2 separate regions of the Homo sapiens genome follow, and region 2 is linked to region 1. The links are chromatin loops, found by intact Hi-C in ENCODE. Cell type or tissue: mammary epithelial cell. All regions are shown on one strand. Each heading gives the region's core, and the rest is flanking DNA. Links, peaks and the distances in the headings are about the cores only. Region 1 overlaps LOC101929174 (a long non-coding RNA gene). Region 2 overlaps GRM5 (glutamate metabotropic receptor 5).

Region 1 (11,113 bases), core at 1,366-9,365:
TGAGAATCAACGTTCTAACAAAAATCCCCTCTTCTGTTCCTCAGAACACACTGTGAGTAGTAAGCTCTTGAATTACAACTCCTCACAGCCTTGTTCCCACTTCCATTTGGTGTAGCCCTCAAGAGTGCAGGCTTTGGGTTTAGAACACTCTGGCCTCTACCCTCTACTAGCTGAATGAGTCTGGGCCAGTTGATTAACTTTAATTACCTAGTTTCTTTGCCTATAAAATGAGGATAAATGAAGGTTTTGTGAGTATATAAAAGATTAACTTAAAGTGGACTAACAGTGCAGGGCCTTGCACATGGTTAGTCCCTAGCTTTCTCTAACCCCTGAGATGCTTTGTCTTGTCACAGCTCCTTTAATTATTTTTTGGTCTCCTACTTTATAACTTCTGTAGAATCTTATAGAAATTCTCAACTGACCTCTAGTTCTTGGAATCCTCCCAACTTCCCCAAACTGTTGCTTCTTTTCTGGCCTCTATTCCCTTTCCACTCAGCCTGTGTTCTCTGGTCAATCATGTAGACCATGGCTTCTATCCGTTCATTCATTAAACAAACATTTACTGAGCACGCCATATGTGCTAGGCATTGTGATGAGCTCTAGGAGTATATTCAATGCATTCAGTGGTGGGCTGGTAAATGTTTCATGATGGTGTAAAAATGTATGTTTATGCACACATACATAAATGTATACTTTTTAATATAAAACATTAATGTAAAGAATGTATAGTGTACAATTTACTCTTTATTTTAAATGTAATATAGCCATTTTGTTTCCACAGAAATTTTTTATTTTATTTTTTGCTAAACTATTGTATTTTTAGCCAAGCTATGGTTGTATCTGATGAATGAATATAGTTCATATAAGAATATTACTTGATTCTTTTGTATTAATAAGATTAAAGTAAAATTAGGTGGTAAGTTGTAACTTCCTTTGTTTGTCAATATCATGAGCTGCTTCTTTGCTGAATCATAGGTTTTAGATACCGGAAGAATAATATTTCTTTAAATTTTTGTGTAATGGCTATAGACATGACCTGCTTTAAGCTTAATCTGTGCTGTTAACATTTTTACTATCATTTTCTCAAGTCTAAACAATCAAATAAACAATACATCAAGATGTCAACTAGGCCGGGCGCGATGGCTCACGCCTGTAATCCCAGCACTTTGGGAGGCCGAGGTGGGCGGATCACAAGGTCAGGAGATCAAGACCATCCTGGCTAACATGGTGAAACTCCGTTTCTACTAAAAGTACAAAAAATTATCCGGGCGTGGTGGCGGGCGCCTGTAGTCCCAGCTACTCGGGAGGCTGAGGCAGGAGAATGGCGTGAACCAGGGACGCGGAGTTTGCAGTGAGCCCAGATCGCGCCACTGCACTCCAGCCTGGGAGACAGAGCCAGACTCCACCTGGAAAAAAAAAAAAGATGTCAACTAGTGTTGCTGATTTATTTGGTATCAATACATCCACTATTGTCAATTTCAAGCTACCAGCATAATGTATTGTAATGGCAAAAACTGCAATTACTTTTGCACCAACCGAATAATGGCACTGAACAGGAAGTTGAAAAGATGTGCGGTAGTCCCTCAATAGATAGTATTTCCACCATAAGGATTGAATCGGGGAAAATAACTTCAAGAGAATAAATCGTAGTAAACACTATGACAATAAACAGGAAATGAATTAGAGCATTTATTATGTTTTGAGAATATAATTTGTTTTTTAAAATAATAGCTATGTTTAACAAACAGATGGAAAAATTCCTGAAAATTTAATAATAAGCACTTCTTAGCAAGGACAAGCCAGCTGCAACACATCAGGTTTGTGCAGTAGACATAGTCACTGACATCATGAAGCTTATACTCTAGAAATGGAGGCAGAGAAATAAATGAGCATGAATCTTATAAGAAGGGCCCCTCAGCCAAATTTGATGCTATAATTGTGATAGGCAGAATGTTGGCTCCCCATGGACTTCACTCTCTGGTGTTTATATCCATGAATAGGTTATATTAAATGGCAAAAAGATTTTGTAGATGTAATGTTACAAAGCAATTGACCTTAAAATGGTGAGAGTATCTTTGATTATCCAGATGGGCCTAATGTAATCACATGAATCCTTAAAACAGAAGGCAGAAGCAGAAATCAGAGTCAAAGCACAAGGATTACCAAGGCACCATTGTTGGCTTGAAGAGAAAGAGGACCATGCAGCAAGGAAATAGGGACCACAGTCCCACAACCATGAGGCACTGAATTCTGCCAATACCCAGTGAGTGTGGAAGAAGACCATACGTCCCAGATGAGAGCTGCAGCCCTGGATACTACCTGGATTTTAGCCTAATGAGACCCTGAAAAGATAAACCAACCACACTGTGCCAGATTTCTAACCTATAGAAATAGTGAGATAAATTTGTGCTTTTTAAAAGTGCTACATTTTTACAGCACAGTAATTTGTTACACAGCAATAGAAAACTAATAACAACTAGTAAAAAAAAAAATTATCAAAATAACAGTAATCCAGGAATAGCAGGGAAAAGAATGTTTCAGCACTTTCAGGGATTTAGTGGTGTTGAATATGCCTGAGTGGCATGTACAAGAGAAAGAAAAATGAGAAATCAAGATGGAAAAAAAGTGTTCCTTCCTGAAGAACCTTTTAAGCTAGGAGAATATTCTGAATGTTTTCCCAAGAGCAAAGGGAACCAATACATCATTTGTCATGATCAATTTGTGTTTATGGAAGATAGATGAAAAGGGTGTTGAATGGCAGGAGGCAGATCATTTAGGAGGCTTTTTCAGATCAAACAAGCATGGTGAGGATGGAGAAAAGTGGATTGCGGTGCCTTACCCTGTATACTCACTATTGTCTACTGTTTGTTCTTTCTCTCGTTTGCTTTTTAGTTGTGCTCAACAATCACTGTTTTAGCACTCTGTGCCAGGCACCATGCCAGGCAGTGTGAATACCCCTTCAGGCTCCCAGACCTTGGTAGGGATCATGTTGCTGCCCTTTTTCCCCCAGAAGCTGTGTAAAGTAATGTAAATACATAGTTTATGAATTCAAAAAACTAGTTCTGCCACTTATAAAGTGAACAACCTAGGGCAGGTCACTTAACCTCTCTGAGTTTCACTTTCCTGATTTGCAAATAATTGCTATAGCTACTTCAGAAAGCTATTGTGGCTAGGCGTGGTGGCTTATGCCTGTAATCCCAGCAGTTTGGGATGCTAAGGCAGGAGAATTACTTAAACCCAGAAGCTCAAGACCAGCCTCGGCAACACAGTAATACCCTGTCTCTATTAAAAATAAAATAAAAGAAAATAGAAGGCTATTGTGAGCATCAACTACAGAGTACATAAAAACTTTAAAAGTCATAAATGCTTTCCAAATGGTGGGCTGTCTTCTCTTCATCTCTTTACCTTGCATGTGTTCCAGCTTATCTCATGTTCTTTCTTTCTCCCATGTCTCTTTCATTGTTGTTAATAAATTAGTTCAATGAATAATTATTTAGAGTCTATTATATACTATTCACTCAGCTGGATGTTTTTATGTATTTGTTTACACATTCTCTCACGCACATATCTACACACACACATACACGCACACACACTTCTTGTTCTTCAAAGAGCTTACTCTGAACACTTAAGGCTATAACAACACTCATATTTTTAAGTAAAATATAAAAGTAGTTACAAAATATATAAGATTTTGCATACCTACATTTGTGTTTATATAGGTGTGTTGTGTGAAAGAGAAGATAGAGAAAAGTGTGACTATATACATAGAAACAAACATTGGAAAATATACCTCAAAATGTTAGTACATTTCTCTCTGAATAATTTCCTTTGTCTTTTTTCATATTTTTCTGTATTTTTCAAATTGCCTGCTATAAATACACTTTATGAATAGAAAAATAACTGAAAACATTTTAATAAAAATATGAAATAGCAAATACTATAAAGGAATTACATGTAGGACATTATGGGTCTATGTAAAAAAATTTTTTTTTCAGAATTAAATGATGCCAGAGTAGAGATGAACAGAAATTTTGCAGGAAAGAACCTACAGAATGCCATTCTAGGAGGAGGACCCAGGAGAAGTAGAGGCTCAGCATGGAGTGGACAAGAAACACTATCATGTGTATATAGTTCCTGTCACCTGAAGCGCAGCTTGGGGTAGAGCAGGAGACAACTCCCGAGGAAATCGGGAATATCATGCTAGGCATCTTAAATTCTGTCCTACAGATGCTAAGACATTTAATCAGGGGATTCACTAACAGTCATACTTGCATTTTTGGTAGATTACAGTGGTAGTAGTGTGACATATGGGGAAAGAAGAGGTTAGAGGCAGGTGAGAAGCACGGAGACTCCTCAGGAAACCAGTTTCAGGTAAAAAAAAAAAAATAGATGATGAAGGCCTGAACTAAGACAATATATTGGGAATGGAGAAAAATATTTTACAGATGATTAGGAAATATTTAAGGCTTAATTCCTATGCTGCTTAGGTCATACTGTGTGGCTAAATTAGTAACACCAAAACTCACATAAAAGAATACTTGTATGCGTACATATCGTGCCTGCGTAATTTTCCCACTGGAAGAAGAGTCTCAAAGGGGATGGGAAGGCCAAGAACTGACAATGAAGATTTCACAATCTGTCTTTGGACTAACTTCTGCAAGCCCAGACGAGGCATTTGGGATGAGAAATTGCTGCCCTCTGTCTCAGAACCAGGCTGTGGAGAGACGAGAAAGAGCAATGAGTTGGGGACAGGATTCCAGAGAAAGACCTGCAGGACTTGATGGCAGATAAGAACAGATGAGCAAATGTGGAGTCATGTGATGGTCACAGAACAGGCTGTGCAGAAACACAATTTTGGAAGAAAGAGAGGGAGTGCTTTTGAGTCATTTTTAGTTTCTGCGGCAGCAGGATTTCCAACTGGTATAAAGATAGTCAGGAATGAACAGAAACAGTGAAGGGCCTGAGTGTGTCATGAGAACAGGATATCAGGACTGGTTTGCTGTCAGCCGGAAACAACTTGGCTGTCCCTGCTGAGGAGGGACCCAGGGCATAGGGGGGAGTGAATTTTGCAACTCTTTCCAGCCCATGTTTCACCATATTCAATATCTGCCTTATGTTTGGGCTAAGTGAGCAAATGTTTTTGTGGTATAATTTTGAGGCTTCCCTTAAACTTCTCTTCTTGGTCATATAAATAAGAAGAATCTAAAATTCTCCAAGTCAAGAGCAAATCTTCTCCTTCGTTACAGTGAGTGTAGGGATTCAAATTCAAACTGAGCCATATGTGATTGATCTCAGCCTTCCTGCTAGCAAGATTTGATAGACATGAAGGAGATGGGATGTCGGTACGGGTAAGAGAATCCTAATACAAGATGGAGAGGGAAAACAGAAAGGAAGTGTTCTGGAGACAGTAAGGCTTTGCAGTAAGTGCAAAGAGCCTGCGTCCAGAAGTCTGAGGCACCTCTGACACTTGCCTCCTGGGGTGATGCCCAGATAGGATCATAGCATCATTTATTTGAAGAGCTCTCTGAATTATGTTGCTTGGAGAAGTCAAATCTGGACTAGTCTAAGGGGCTAGACTACCTTAAAAATAAGATTCTTTCCATTTTCATAGTCAGACTCTATGGACAAGGAGGACTTAAAACAACAAATATTTGAAGCTTTTGCAGAAAATTAGAGGAACCCTACAAAAGTGAGTTTTCCATAATGAGATAACAGAGGATTTAAGCTGAACTAGCATAGAAGACCCTAGGTTAAAGTCACAAGAATGTACTATTTTTCAGTGAGGCCTGTTCTAAGTTTCAAAGGGCCATTCCTGCACTAGTTCATTACTAAAATATATTTGGCATTTGGGAGGGTGTGTTTTTACTCAAAGGACAGTTATTTATTAGGTGAAAAGCCCCAAAGCACAGGAAATATGAGATAGCAGTAGGTAGTAGGGATAGGGGGCCAGGGCTGCTCTTGACCCCAAAGTCTTCAGAATGAGTGCTAGGAAGTAGCCTGTCATGGGCCTCCAGGAACCTGAAAACTGGAGGAACCACTTTTCTGAGAAGTCTTACTCAGCAGACATACCACCCACAGTTTCCTCTTCGCAGCTTCTCCAACTAAGACAAGAACAGCTGTCTTAATTCTTCCTCTCTCCCCCCATCAGTGAGGCTCAGAAAAGCCAGTAATTTGGCTTTATTCTTCAGAGGGCAGCTCTCTCCCAGTGGTAAACACTCTAATACTCTCCAGGGGACTTTTTTTTTTTTCTTTTTGTTTATTGACTTTCTAAAAAATATTTCTTACCTTTAACAGATTTTTTTAGAGTAGAACAGTTGACGATGAGACAGAATGAGGTTTTCTTTATCATTTTAATGCTGGTTAAGCCTATTGGGATATGCAATAAACATTTATGTTATTGTTGTTGCTGTTGTTGTTAATAATTTGTTTGGGTTACACTTCTATCAGCTAGTTTTTTTGTTTGTAGTGGCTGAAATTGTCCTGGGTTAGGGGATGTGGGTGGAGTAGAAAAGTCAAAAAGGTGGGATAGGATTTCTGTATTAATTACTAGGTAAAATTGTGTGTGTGTGTGTGTGTGTGTGTGTGTGTCTGTGTGTAAGACCTTGACTTAGGAAAGGTAAGTATCTTTCTAATTGTAAAAAACAGAGCAGATAATTTGATGAACAATTTTAAAATTGACTTTTTCCTTTTTTTTTTTTTTTAACAGACTAGACCAAGCAGTAAAAACTGAATTTTAATTATCTACTGGAAATTCCTCCAGAATAAAGGGTCTGGTTCAGTTTCTATATTGACTCTATGGGTTCCAGTCTGTGAAATGCCAAGGGTTGGACTGACTAGAAGTCTCCAGATTACCTCTCTCTTCTTTCCACCCCTACTGCTTCTTGCCTACCATATGCCATAGTGCCGGCCGGCAAAATGTACCTGTTTAATTCTCTAGGTTAGAAAAAATTCCCTAGATTTTTCTCCTTGTCTTTCTATGTCCAAATGCTACCTACTTTTTAAAACAAAGACAACAGGCCAGGCATGGTGGCTCACGCCTGTAATCCTAACACTTTGGGAGGCCAAGTCGGATGGATAACTTGAAGCCATGAGTTTAAGACCAGCATGGCCAACATGGTGAAACCCGTCTCTACTAAAAATACAAAAATTAGCTGCGCGTGGTGGTGCACTCCTGTAATCCCAACTACTTGGGAGGCTGAGGCAGGAGAATCACTTGAACCCGGGAGGCGGAAGTTGCAGTGAGCCGATATCGCACCACTGGACTGCAGCCTGGACAACAGAGTGAGGCTGTCTCAAACAATAAATAAATAAATAAATAAATAAAATAAATTAAAACAAAACAAAACACAGACAACATACCTCCTTCATCATGAAGCCTCCTTTAATTCTTACAAACAAACAAAACCTTCCTAAACTTTCAAAGGGCGTTTAAGAATACATACTAGTGTTTCATTAATCTTTAAGGAGAATTTAGTGCATGCTAGGTTCTGGGTTAAGCATTTTACATTTATTAACATATGTAGGTAGATACAACTTTTACTTCAATTTTGCATTTGAGCAGAAAGGTGCAAAGATGATAAAGTGACTTGCTCAAGGACATGGGTAAATGGCTGAGCCACTTATTTGCTGTATTAATAGAGATGATGTCCTTCATCCTTTACTGATGTTTTTACCATGTCTTATCCATACCTCGTTAAGTCTTTACATTTTACCCATTTATCAGCTAATTTATCTCAAGAACATTCTAGTGATGTGGCTATTACCATTTTCTTCATTTTATCAATTTTTTCCTCTGTTTTCAGGCTATAACAAAATATAATAAACTGGGTACCTTAGAAGCAACGGAAATTGATTTCTCATCGTTCTAGAAGCTAGGAAGTTCACGATCAAGGTAGCAGCAGAGTTGGTGCCTGGTAAGGACCCATTTCCTGGTTCATAGATGATGCCTTTTAGTGGTGACCTCAGATGATGGAAGAAGTGAAAGAGCTCAATTGGGCCTCTTTTATAAGGGAAAAAATCCCATTCCCTAGGGCTCTACCCTTATGACTTAATCACCTCCAAAATGTCCCACCTCCCAACACCATTACATTGGCGACTAAGTTTCAACCTGTGAATTTGGAGAGGACACAAATATTCAGACCATAGCAATCAATGAGTACAGCTTTACCCGTTCATGGGAAATATGTTGCAGAGCAAAAATTGGGCCAGGTAATTTGACTAAGGATTGCATCCTTCCCATGCTTCTGAGCAGCCTTGCCTAGCCTCAGTCAGGGTCAGCATGACCATGCTTTTGTAGGCCAGACCTTCTCCTTTACCACAGCCACCTGAAGGTCTAAATTGTGGAGATGGGCAGGGCATGGCCCACACTGGCCCAGGCTTAATTGAAAAGCCTGAAAGAGAGTGTGGGCAGTTCCTTCTGAAGTTATACTACTTCCAACAGAATTGGGGGTATCACTTTATTACTGGCCCATCATAGTTGGTCATAGAATATTAGGAACCAGGTCAATATAGAGATTATCCAATGGCTTTCACTGGCCCACGTCTTGGTATTGGTTCACAGAATGGTTCCTCCTCTTCTCTGAGAATGGAAAAAAGGTTCAGTCCCATTTGGCCAATATACACTGTCTTAGCTTGGGGTGTTATAATAAGATGCTACCAACTATATTGTTTAAACAATAAAAATTTATTTTTCACAGCTCTGGAGGCTGGAAATCCAACAACAGAGTGCCAGCATGATCAGGTTCTGGAGAGGACCCTCTTCCTGTTTGCAGACTGCTGACTTCTTATTGTATATTCCAATGGTAGAAAGAGAGCAAGAGAACTCTCTGGAGTCTTTTTTTTATAAGGGTGCTAACCCCATTTAAGGAGGTTTCCCCTCATAATCTAATTATCTCTCAAAAGCCATACCTTTCAACACCATTGCATTGAAGGTTAGGATTTCAACATGTGAATTTGTAGTGGGGTGACGGGGAGAGGGACACACAAATATTTAGTCCATAATGCATACTAACAAAAACTGGGGTAAAAGGTCACTGAAGTGAATCCTTGCAGTATTAAAGGACACGTTATACTTCATTTATCCTTTTGGTCCATAAATATTGAGCACACACTATGAGCTAAATTCTAGGTGCATGTTAGAGCATTGGTGGTACCACAATAAAATAGCCTTTTTCCCTATCCTCAGGGATTTTACAATTTTGTGAAAGAGTTATGCAGATAGGCAGTTAACCTGCAGGTGGTGATTGCTCACAAAGAGAAAAGCAGGGGGCTGTAAAATTAGAGAAGCTAAGCTCACTTACCCTGTATGGAGTTGGATACAGAATGTTTGCTAGAGGAAGTGGTGCCAAGTAGATTTAGATAAAGAAGAAGGTGGTGATGAGAGGACGGAAGTGATCGAAGGAATGAAAGGTAGTAGAAAGGAAATAGCACGCGAGAAGCTGTAGGAGAAAGGAGAAAGCGCACTTCCTGGCAAAAGGGATAGCACACACATAGGTTAGAGGTAAAAGGGCACAGCAAGGCTGCAGAGGCCTTGGGAGCTCAGCATGATTCGAATGCAGTTGTACAGGAGGACTGGCACACACTCTGCTTCTTGGAGGTTACAGCAACTGCTACTCTCTGAGGGTTGTGTTACTTATCTATCTACTCATCTAACAACATGTCATAACACACTGAGGGAATTCCTCCAGACCTTTGAACAAAAATGTTCTAACTTGATTCAAAATAATTTATACTCAACATTCTTAGTATCTTGCTTCAAAAATAAATGGACGAAGAATAGTATTCTGGCTACAGTTCCGTGTAACAAATTGCCCAACTGTAGTGGCTTAAAATGACAATTATTTTATTATGTTCACATAAGTGTAGGTCAGGGGCTCATAAAGGGCTAAGGGAGGAAGCTTTGCACACATCTATGGTGTGAGGCTACCTCCTAGACAAGACAAGTAATGGACCACTTGGCTTGTTTAGTGACTGTGTGGTAAACAGGGGCATGTGAGAGTTTGCTTAAAGGCAGACTTCCTCCTCTGGTCAGTTTGGTCCAGCCCATTCAATTGTGCCTTGCCTGGCCTTCCAGTTTCTGAATTCCTACTTAACATCTGAGATGGCTTGACCCTCATTCTGCACGAGAGTTTATAAATGAACTTTTGTGACTGCACCAGACTTCTAATGTCACAATGGCTCCGCCTGCATACCCTTCTACTCTATGTGGTTTCATTCTTCTTCCCTTCCTGCTCAGAATTAAGTCTGAATTGAAGCTCCAATAGTCTCATAGATATTCTCATAGATATAGATATTCTCATAGGTATTCTTATATATCTTGGTTCATTCCTGAGGGTTCTTGAACCTCTCAGTTATTTTTTCTTCTTTCACCCCTGCATAATTTGAGAAAGCTTATCAAAGCTGGGAATAGGAACCATGTCTCACTGGTTTCTTTTAAAATTTCTATTTAAAAATATTTACTTATTTTTTTGAACAGGTAATATATTCACATAGATAAAAATCCTAAGATGAAAATATAAATAAATAGGTTCCCTTCCTCCATACCATGTGCATCATAAATCCCCCCAATTTGTCTAGTACAGGTTCTCAAAACATTTACTGAATTTTTATAGTCAAGTTCCTCAATACGTACACCTAGTACATTGGTTGGATTTACTATAAAGCTGATGAATCTTAAGCCTCAGGGCTCATCACCTTCTGGGGCTCCTTCCAGGTCCTCTTCCAGAATCATCATCAACTTGCTTCTATGCCTTTGTAAAATATACAATTGTAATACATTTAAACCACATCATTTCCGTCTGTTGCCCCTTTCCACTGCAACCCCTTGGCATACTCTGCCTCCTATAAAGGGGCATTAGAGTAGCCTGTGGCAACTTTAGGATATAGAAAAGGGGAAATTGAAATGGGAGTACATTTTATTTGGGTTTAGTGAGAGTTTATGTGCTTTGCAGTCTTTTTGTAAATAGCTAAGTAATTGTTAAGTATGGCAATGTCAGTTCTATTCCTAACTGCTCGCCATGAAGTTTACTTAGTATCATAATGTGAACCTGCAGGGCCAGAGTTATTCTGCTATATATAAAAGTGCCCTATAGCATCTACAATTGGGAGTACG
Region 2 (11,113 bases), core at 1,456-9,455, 120 kb after region 1:
TTATGTAAGCCCTCAACCAACATTTTCTGAGGGAATACCTCCATGAATAAATGAATAAAATGGAATTGTAACTTTAGGGATGATCAAATCTCCAATGAGATTTGCTGTTGTTATTTGTTTTGTTTTTAATAATAAATACAAACTGAAGACATTCTGTACATGTTGGTCAAGAGATCAAGGAAGATGGAAAATATTAAAGATGTTTACAGAAAGTGGTAACTAATGTACAGAGTTTTGAGATAAAGTAATTGTAGAAAAAAGGAGGAAAGAACAGACTTTTTTGTAATCAGTCAGCATATACTGCAGGCTCCATCTGCAAAACATACCTAAAATCTGACCATTTCTCACCAGTATTTATTACCCTGGCCCAAGCCACCAATACCTGTTAAAATTTTAACAGTTTCTCAAACTGGTTCTGCTTTGTCTGTTACTAAATTTCCCCAACCCAGACCAAACCCATTCCAACCTCCACCCAGCAAGCAGAATATCCTGTCAAAATAGAAATCTTTTCATATCATTCATCTGCTCAAAACGCTGTTAGTTACCCATTTCTCTGAGTAAATTATGAAATTTTTTATCATGGTTTACAAATCCCTACACTTACCTCCCACTCCCTGACTATCTCTCTGATCCCAAAAGTCACTTTTTCTCCCTTGCTCACATTGCTTCATCTACAATGATCTTCTTGTTGCTTGAAGACACCAGATATCCTCCCAGCATAGTGTCTTTGCTTTGGCCATTTCCTCTGCCTTTAATGCTTTCATTAAAAATATCCTCAAAGCTTACTTCTTTCAAATTTTTGCCTAAATGTCACTTTCTCAATACATCCTGCCAGACCACCCTATTTAAAAAGGCAACTACCACTCTACTCTTTCTGTTACCATTTCCTGCTTTTATCAGGAAAACTTATCTAAAATAATTTATATTTTACTTATTTATTTTATTTATTCTCTGTTTTCCCCCAGTGGAATCTGTGATAGAATGCAAGCTCTATGAAGGCATGGGTTCTGAACCGTATGCTTCACTGCTATCTTCCCAGTGCCTATGATAGTATAGGTAATAATATTTATTGAATGAGGTATGCATGAATGACTGACAAAAAGGAAAATTAAATTATAAATTTCCAGGAAATTTGCATAAGTAATGAGGAGCCAAATGTTAATCCCCAAGACAATGGGGAAAATGTCTCCAGAGCACGTCAGAGGTCTTCAGGCAGCCCCTTCCATCACAGATCTGGAGGCTTAGGAGGAAAAAGTGGTTTCGTGGGCCAGGCCTCGGGTCCCTGAGCTGTGTGCAGCCAGGGACTTGGTGCCCTGCATCCCAGCCACTCTAGTTATGGCTGAAATGGGTCAACATAGAACTCAGACTGTGGCTTCAGAGGATGCAAGCCCCAGGTCTTGGCAGCTTCCATGTGGTGTTGAGCCTGTGGGTACTCAGAAGTCAGGAATTGAGGTTCAGGAACCACCTAGATTTCAGAAGATGTATGAAAATGTCTGACGTCCAGGCAGAAGTTTGTTGCAGGAGTGGGGCTTTCATGGAGAACCTCTGCTAGGGCAGTGCAGAAGGGAAATGTGGGGTTGGAGTCCTCACACAGAGTCCTTACTGGGGCACTGCCTAGTGGAGCTGTAAGAAGAGGGCTGCTGTCCTCCAGACGCCAGAATGTAGATCCACTGACGACTTGCACTGTGTGCCTGGAAAAGCGGTAGACACTCAACACCAGCCTGTGAAAGCAGCTGAGAGGGAGGCTGTACTCTTCAAAGCCACACAGGTGGAGCTGCCTAAGACCATGGGAGGTCACCTCTTGCAGTAGCGTGACCTGGATGTGAGACATGAAGTCAAAGGAAGTTTAATATTTGACTGCCCTGGTGGATTTTGGACTTACATGGGACCTGTCACCCCTTTGTTTTGGCCAATTTCTCCCATCTGGAATGGCTGTATTTACCCAATTCCTGTACACCCGTTGTATCTAGGAAGTAACTAACTTGCTTTTGATTTTACAAGCACATAGGTGGAAAGGAGTTGCCTTGTCTTGGAAGAGACTTTGGACTGTGCACTTTTGAGTTAATGCTGAAATAATTTGAGACTTTAGGGGACTGTCAGGAAGGCATGATTGGTTTTGAAATGTGAAGTTATGAGATTTGGGAGGGGCTGGGGCAGAATAATATGGTTTGGCTCTGTTTCCCCACACAAATTTCATCTTCACTTGTACTCCCATGATTCCCATGTGTTGTGGGAGGGACCTTGTGGGAGATAATTGAATCATGGGGGCAGTTTCCCCTATACTGTTCTCATGGTAGTGAGTAAGTCTCACAAGAGCTGATGGTTTGATAAGGGGAAACTTGTTTTGCTTGGCTGTCATTCTCTCTTTGCCTGCTGCCATCCTTGTAAGATGGGACTTGCTTCTCCTTGCCTTCTGCCATGATTGTGAGGCTTCCCCAGCCATGTGGAACTGTAAATCCAATTAAACCTCTTTCTTTTGTAAATTGCACAGTCTCGGGTATGTCTTTATCAGCAGCATGAAAACGAACTAATACAGTTACATGGAAGATACTTATTTTTTTAAGATATTTGCCTTTCCTTTGCATTGTCACATTCTTCTTAACAAGCCATCCCATCCTTACCTTCACGATGTAGACACTGATTAGACTAAGATGATAATAGTAATTATCAGATTCACTTGCCACTTTACTCATCAGTTTTAGCCAATGATCATGGGAGAGAGTCTTCTGGAGACTTCTGAGAACGATTTCTTTAGTATTAATAAAACACTGGAAAACATAGTCTCTTTTTCTGTGGACAGTGGTCTGGATGTGATACCTGACAATGCTCCAACCATATGGCAGGCATGAGAGAAGCTAAGCCAACATTTCAAAAACTGTGGTCCAGTGATTCAGTGGTAGACTGGAAAGGTCGAAATAAGTAGGTCCTTGAGCCATTGTGTCCTTTGAGCTACTGAATTAGCCTTTTTAGTGTCAGAAATTCTTTTTATGTGAGATTAATTTGTTATCATTTAAGCCACTTTGAGTTAGGTTATAGACTTTCTGAGGCTGAAATCCTCCTATCTGCTATACTTGGTTTCATTAGTTTTTCTTCCAAAACTGAGTCTAAGAATTTCTGAAATTGTTATAGCATTTACTTAGGTTTGACTGTTTATAAATACTGTGTGTGTCTCTCTGTGTGTGTACACATGTGTGTGAGTGTATATATATGATGAATCTAAAGAAGTTACTACTAACAAATACTTTAGTGTTACTTAGATGTTTGTGTTCTTTTAAATAATGCTCCTTTCTGTATGTACCATTTATATAAAATAAGTGTGAGAGTTAATAAGTTAGATTTGTAAGGAGCAAAAAAGAGAGAGATCGATTGGGTAAAACAAAGTATTATTTTCTCAATAATCCACACTTAGAGAAAGCCTAAACAATTGGTCCTTATAATCATGGAAGAAACACCCTTGTTCATTTCCTGAAAGCTATGCTAGTTACAGTCATAACCAGTTACTGTGGGTTTAGTGTTACATTCTTAAACTGATTAGGTCATGGGAAATGATTCAGCTCATAGTACTGAAGCCTTATAACTACTCTGAAAACGCTTTTGTTCACATATATTGAAGAATTGGCATGGGCTTATACATATTTAACAAAAATTGTTTGCAATTATCTTTTGTGTAATTTGAATAAGAAGGTGTCACACACACAAAAAAGAAAATGAACCTCAGTGGGCTTATGTGCTTATTCCTTATTAGTCAGTGACAGATCCATATACAAGTAATCCTGGCTCAACTCAGTGATGATTTAGGAGTTCTTTCCAGCCACCATCTTCTTTGAGACCAGTTATAGCAAATTTTGGAGCCAGTTTTTATTTGTTAGCTCTCTCTTTCCCTTTGCCTCCCTGCCTTGAGACAGAATTTTTCTGACTTTAGTTTTTAATCTTGACTTTGCTGTAGTTATTGTATCCACTCCCCCTTTGTACCAACACAAAGCTTTATAACAGCTTTGAGCACATTCAATTCTGTTCCCATGTTGGTTCCTTGAACACCAGCCAAGACCTCAGCTTTTCGACCTCAGGTGAAATTTGGATCAAACATCTACCTCTAGATGATATCTTTAGTGATCACCCAGAAACACAGTTTATAATTTTAAAACATCTTAGGGAAAATATATGAGGTAGAATGCTGCACATTGCATCTTATTCTACAGATTTATTGCCACATTCCTTTTGGGACCATCCTAATTTTGGATCTTGGCAGTCATAAAGTGAAGAGAGAAACTATGGTGTAATATACTTTTGAATAGCATTCACATTATTATAGAAAAACTTTCCCTATATCATTTAATTTTCTTAACAAACTCAGGAATATAATTATCCCCATTCAGCAGATAAGGAAACTGGCTCAGAAAGCTTCACAATTTGGTCAAGACCCCATAGCTTGTAAGTCTCAGAAGTGCCACTAGAAACCAGATGTTTTACCTCCAAATCTCATGCTCTTCATTAACAACTTACTTTTTCTTTATTTCATGCTTAAAAACCCCTTATTTAAATAATCTGATGGCACATTTGAGAGACTGAAAAGGTCGTACATGAAGTTAATAGTGTATACTTAGTGGAGCTAGGCTTTGAGCACAATATACGCTTATTTTTTAAAAGGTCAAATTTGACTACATAATGGTCAAGTGGAATAAATCACCCTCTGGGCCCCTTGTTAACATGCAAACAGATTGGCATTTCTCTGGCTGGAGTTTTCCTAGACAGAAATACACCAAAAATCTGAAGGCTGTAAAAGAGGCATCACTAAGAAGAGCTGACAATCAGTTTCGATGTGTGGGATACAGTGTGATAGCAGAAGACAGACAGGGACGAGATGGTAGAATATTTTAACAACTTCAGAGTGTTACAAAGAGAGCTGAAGGAAAGCCCAAGTCAGCCTTCCAAGTCTAATTGATCAGAGGAAAATTCTAGATGAAGGCAGAAGGGAAGTCATTATGGATCTTTAGGTTAGAGGGAAACAGTGAAGCCAAATTTAAAAAGATCAATATTATGCAGTACTATTGCAAGGTAATTCCTTTCTTCAATATCATCTCTCAACCTTCTATCTATCTATATATGTAAATATATTGGAATGATTTACTAGATATTCCATCAGATCTTGTGGTCTCCGTGCGCAGAAAAACATCTTTTGCACAGACTTGAAATGTCAACTTGATTCCTTCAGATAAATCAGATTAAAAACAAAAACTGAGCATGATTAATAGCTCCAGAAACTAATGGCAAAGTGAAGATAAGCTGCAAAATGATTTGAGAAATTGCCAGGTAACATATTTCACTGTGTTCTGTGAAAATAATGGAAAGGTAAAAGCTGAAAAGTGGGGAAGCAATGCAAATAAGGAATTAAAAAGTAAAAAATCAGCTGTATTGACTTAGTAATTCTAGGAATTTATTCTAAGGAAACAATTCAACATAAGCTCAAAGGTTTCTGCACAAAGATTTTTTCCTTCAATGTTATAGAAAACAGAAAAAAAAAAAAACCTCAACAAAAAAGAACAAACCAACCACGGGAGAATAGTTTAATAAATTACAGCATAGCAATATTATGGAAATGTGTTAAATTTTGTATTGAGTAAAGCCTTTCATTTAGCTTCTGAAGAATTCCCAAAGGATGTATTTTAATCCTACTTATGATGAGAGCTTGTTTTCAGATATGAATCATCATAAGTCATTGCCATTTTATTGTGTACTTTCCTTCAACATTACTATTTGTTACACAATCAATAGAAATTCAGGAAGATACAGATTTCAAAACCAATCCTAAGGTGCTTTACAAGCTTTATACAACATCCTCAATAGGGAAAACTTTTCAGGGAGGAACAAAATGTTAACTATAAGAAGGGTCTCCATAGGAAACATTTCATTATGGCATTAATTAAAAGTTGCTAGTTTCTATCTTATAGGACTGAGGAATTTTCAGACAGATAACCTTACTATTTCTAAAGAGAGATAGGTAGTTTTCCAACAGAGATTTTTCCTCACATTTTTATACATGAACAATTGGAAATGCAGTGAAGTCAGATGAAGCTAGATAATAAATGTAATAAGAGCCATCACTTACTGAGCACTTGGAATGTTCCAGACACAATTCTAAGTCCCTGAATTTACTGATTTAATCATTACAACAGTCTTTTGAGTTAGGTACTATTATTATTCCTACTTTACAAATGAAGAACTAGGACACAGGAGATCAAGTGATTTGCCCAGGTTACTAGAATGGTCAACTGTGAGGTAAATTGCTTCTCACTAAAATGCTGGCTACAAATAGTAGCTGTGCCATTTGTTAAACCTAGTTCTGTCTTTAAATGGCCTAAGGGATACAGGTAACTGTACTATTTTTCAAACCTTATCATTTTTTTTCCCCATAATCTCCTTGGCTTGAGACACTGCCTATGCTTTTACTTGAGCCCTTTCTACCCTTTTGGATAGGAAGACTGATTCCTCTGTGATACTAACTTTGATTAAAATTTGCACCAGCAACTAAATTTTCTCAGTCTGGGGACTGATGGAGCTTAAACCTCAGTGGTGCTCGATGGAAGCAGATTTGCTCTAAAGCTGATGGAGTATCAGGGTCCCTCACTCACAGATGCCCCTGGCAAGGCCCTGTTTCTATTTTTGTATTCACATTTTGTAATCTTTTTCTTAAATAAAGCTCCCCAAGTGGAAGGAACTTTAGGTCTCACAAAGCCTGGATCTACTTGTTTACCAGAGTTTGCCTTTGACCCATAAGGGAATCATAAACTGTGTTTATGTTCATAGGGTTAGTTATGCTTTCTGAGTTACAATTTCTCCATATATACAATGGAAATATTGAGGATCAGGTAAGACAATTCATGTAAAATGCTTGATTTTATAGTTGTTTCATAATGTTCCTTTCATATCTGTCATTTTCTTCTGTACTAATAACTTCTATAACCAGGCAGGCTTCTCCCAGATAGCTCTGATACAAAATATTTGTCCTGTTTCCTCCACACACCCCCTAATACTTATGAAATAGTGCTTCCTCATACGAGACATAACCAATATAATCTCTATTAATTCTTTTAAGTTAATGCATCTTTGATTTTCTTACCTCCATCTGGACCTACCTCCATCTGGACCTACTTCCATCTGGATCTGTCTGCTCCCACATACCCTAATTTACGCTGCTGCGATTTAGGCTGGATTTGAAAATGATGTAGAGACAAATGATGCTCTTCTCTTTACTTGTCTCAGCCTGTCTCCCCTGTTAATCTGTATCAGGGCCTATTCTCTTCCTTCATACCAATTATTAACAAATTATAATTAAATATCTGCCTGACTACTAGTTTAGTAACTGTCTTTCTCACTACACCGTAAAGTTTATGGCTACCTGGGCACGTCTGTTCTTTTAACAAGCATCTAGGATAGGGCCTAGTATAGAGCAGCAACTCAACAAGTGAAATGGTAAAAGCAGGGACATTTATGAAATGCAAGGCAGTACTATTTATCTAAATCTAACTACATCAAAACTAGCCTCCCCCTTCTATCATACACAGAAGTTCATTCACCAGTTCTTGTCTCAACTAATTCATTCCGTTTGCCACCCTCCTTTCTTTCTCTAGCCTTCTTCCTTCACCTTTCTTGCCCTTTTAACCCCTCCTGTCCTATCTCAATGCATAAAACTTGTCTTTGTTTTCCTCATTCCTTTGTCTTTGGACAACTTAGAAACAAAAAAAGCTTTCTACATTTTTGCCAAGAAGCTTAGTTTCCATTTATTTCAGGATGTAAAATAACTGGATTTTCACAAGAACAAGATGAGATGGGGTGGAGGAAGGAGATTGGGATGTTTCTTTTGCCTATATACATGCGAGGGGTGAAGACTGAAGGGAGGGGAATCATGCTTACTTTTGATAGATGCAGCTGCCCACGAGTGGGAATGACACCCAGGGAGAGAGAAGCAGTTCTGGAAAGTCCTGGGCATGCAATTACAGGTAGCCAGTGTAAGTTGTGCACTTACATGGCCATCAAAAGAATCATCTCCACTTCATGACACGGGGAGGAGGGAACTCAAATCACAAGTCTATGACTAGAGATTACCTTTCCACTGCCTCTATTCTTCATCACATTGTCTTTATTTTTATTTCTATTTTTTATTTTTATTTTTTTGAGACAGAGTCTCGCTCTGTCATCCAGGCTGGAGTGCAGTGGCGTGATCGTGATCTCAGCTCACTGTAAGCTCTGCCTCCTGGGTTCACGCCATTCTCCTGCCTCAGCCTCCTGAGTAGCTGGGATTACAGGTGCCCACCACCACGCCTGGTTAATTTTTTTTTTGTATTTTTAGTAGAGATGGGGTTTCACCATGTTAGCCAGGATGGTCTCAATCTCCTGACCTTGTGATCCGCCCGCCTCGGCTTCCCAAAGTGCTGGAATTACAGGCGTGAGTCACCGCGCCCAGCCCCATCACATTGTCTTAAGATTATTATTTTAATAAAGGTAATTATATTTCTCCTGGTATTAGGATAACGTTTTATGTTTAATTATAATCACACATGATTACAACAGATGGATTTCCTAATTCTGTCATTTCCAAGCAGATTTCCACACTGCCGAGTGTCTATCACAATAAAGGAAAGTGAGATTACTTTAATTTCACAATGCAAAATATCCAAAGAAACGTTTACTGATGTTTCTTAAGTACTTAGTATTTGCTAGGTCCTAAGCTAGGAGTTTCATTGTGATCTGTTATAGATATTAGGAATTTATCATGTCAGAGTGTGATAAGCTAATGCATGAAGTTAAGTAGTATCATCTGTATACATACAAGTATATAAGCATATATAAATATATAGACACAGATACATGTATATACACACATACAATCACACACTTATACATATATAAACATACATATAGATAGATATACCATAGCTCTTCAGATTTGTCTAACTTGACTGGGCTTTAGTTTGCCTGAGATGGGCAATATATTATGGAAATTAAGTGTACTGGATTTGGAGTTAATTAACATGGATTTTATTCTCAGCAATACCACTTACTAGCTATATTGTTATGAATAACTTATATAACTTTTTCTCAAATTTTCTTTTCGCATAATGGAAGAAATACCATGTAATTTACAGGATTGATGTTTTATGTAGATTTTAGCATTTAATTTCACTAAGACACTTATATGGTTTGGCTCTCTGTCCCCACTCAAATCTCATCTCAAATTGTAATTCTCACATGTCAAGGGAGGGATCTGTAATCCCCATGTGTGGAGGAAGGGAGGTGATTGGATCGTGAGGGGGAGTTTCCCCCATGCTCTTCTCATGATAGTGAGTGACTTCTTGTGAGATCTAAAGGTTTTACAGGGGCTCTTCCCCCTTAGCTTTCTCTTCTCTCTCCTGCTCCCTTGTGAAGAAGGTACCTGCTTAACATTTGGCCATGATTGTAAGTTTCCTGAAGCCTCCCCAGCCATGTGGAACTGGGAGTCAATTAAACCTCTTTCCTTTATAAATTACCCAATCTCATGTAGTACCTTTATAGAAGGGTGAGAGCAGACTAATACACTATGAGATATGTACTATTATTATCCCCCTTTCACCGATAAAAATAACTGAGGCACAGAGTGGCTGGGTAGCTTGCTGAAAGTCACACAGTTAGATGAGGCAAAGCCAGGACTCATATTTGGGCTGTTGAACACTGAGGCTTGTATTGTAGAACACTAGATTAAAGAAAATAACCAAAATTACCAAAGGCATGGCTAAAAAGGAAAAAACAAACAAACAAAAATCAAGTAGAGGGCAAAGAATAAAGAAGAGAAAGAGGAAGAGCAAGCATACGTAACAGGCACTATACTCAGAGCTTTTTAAACATTGTTTCAAACATTGTCTCTTTACAACCCTAGGGAGGGGTATTGATGATCCTGTTTAAAAGAGATCTATTGGTCACAAAGTTTATAAATGTTGATGTTGGAATTCAAAGCTAGGTTCTTCTGTTTGTAAATGATATACTTAAACATATATTGTGTATTTTCTAGATACCTGGCATAGTACTTGGTTTTCTACTTGACATCCAGAAAATACATTTCACAGCCTCTCAACTCAAGGAGCTTAGAATCCAATGGGGATGATAAACATTGGCTGTCATAGACAAACAAATAGAGCACACTAAACTCATGGTAAAGATAATAACACCTGCCGGGCTTGGTGGCTTATGTCTGTACTCGCAGCACTTTGGGAGGAAGAGGCTGGTGGATCACCTGAGGTCAGGAGTTCGAGACCAGCCTGGCCAACATGGTGAAACCCCGTCTCTACTAAAAATACAAAATTAGCTAGGTATGGTGGCACATACCTGTAATCCCAGCTACAAAGGAGGCTGAGGCAGGAGAATCACCTGAGCCCGGGAAGTGGAGGTTGCAGTAAGCTGAGATTGGGCCACTGCACTCCAGCCTGGGCGACAGAACAAGACTTCATTTCAAAAAAGGTTAATAACACCTAGGTGTCCTAGAATGAAAAAATAAATCTCCTAGAACTAAAATGGAAAATGCCGTGGTGTAATTTGAACTTACCCTGGCCTGAGAGGCACAAGCTTGGCACACTGTGCACAACAACTATTTGTTAACTGCATAAGCGATAAGAGCTGATTAAGTGAAAAGACATGATATTCTTTATCTGTTACCTTTCTTTCTCACATGGGGCCTTGTAGAGCTGACCGTTTAAGCTTTCTCCTTCAAGCCTAGGAAGAGGGCAGGGTGCAGAATGTGTCATTGGAAGAAACAAATGGGTGCAAGCTGACTGCCTTGCTTGTGACTGTCACGTTCACCACAAATAAAATAGCAGAAGGTTTCTGAAGGCAGGGACCATGTATGTATCCCAGTGCCCACAACAGTGAGTGGGGCCTGGCAAGACTCAATAATAAAAAAAGTGCTGAATGAGAGAATAAATAAATGAGAAAGAAAAATATTATTTCAGGGAAGACATAGAGAAATCAGAGAAGAGGAAAAAAAAAACCCACAACCAGGACCCATACCATCATGTTATCCTTTTTTTTTTTTTTTTGAGGCCTTTCCTGTCCTCTCTCATCATTATTTCCCTTTTTGTATACCCAC

Evidence for each region. A loop is a pair of places that touch in the nucleus more often than their neighbours do. Peaks named below come from ENCODE experiments on the same cell type or tissue, not always from the same donor. Only the 100,000 strongest peaks of a DNase experiment are listed, where the experiment ranks them.
Region 2: a loop joins it to region 1, with 9 times the contacts of the local background. A loop is called at or near these places in 6 of 110 quality-filtered maps.

Annotation. Positions count from the first base shown.
Region 1 is chr11:88,415,682-88,426,794 of GRCh38, forward strand. LOC101929174 (a long non-coding RNA gene) reads left to right here. Exons shown (of 5, transcript NR_188511.1): 3 at 7,806-7,916; 4 at 8,700-8,933. Among named protein-coding and RNA genes, the nearest start is that of GRM5-AS1, 83 kb to the right of the region's middle. RefSeq lists a cis regulatory region at 5,857-6,232. In mammary epithelial cell, for the core only: a CTCF peak has its summit at 4,657; DNase peaks (open chromatin) are centred at 4,590 and 6,050; H3K27ac peaks cover 3,979 bases.
Region 2 is chr11:88,532,587-88,543,699 of GRCh38, forward strand. All of the region lies in intron 8 of GRM5 (glutamate metabotropic receptor 5), which reads right to left. Among named protein-coding and RNA genes, the nearest start is that of GRM5-AS1, 34 kb to the left of the region's middle. In mammary epithelial cell, for the core only: no CTCF peak of the experiment used is centred there; DNase peaks (open chromatin) are centred at 2,304, 3,525 and 5,735; H3K27ac peaks cover 4,549 bases.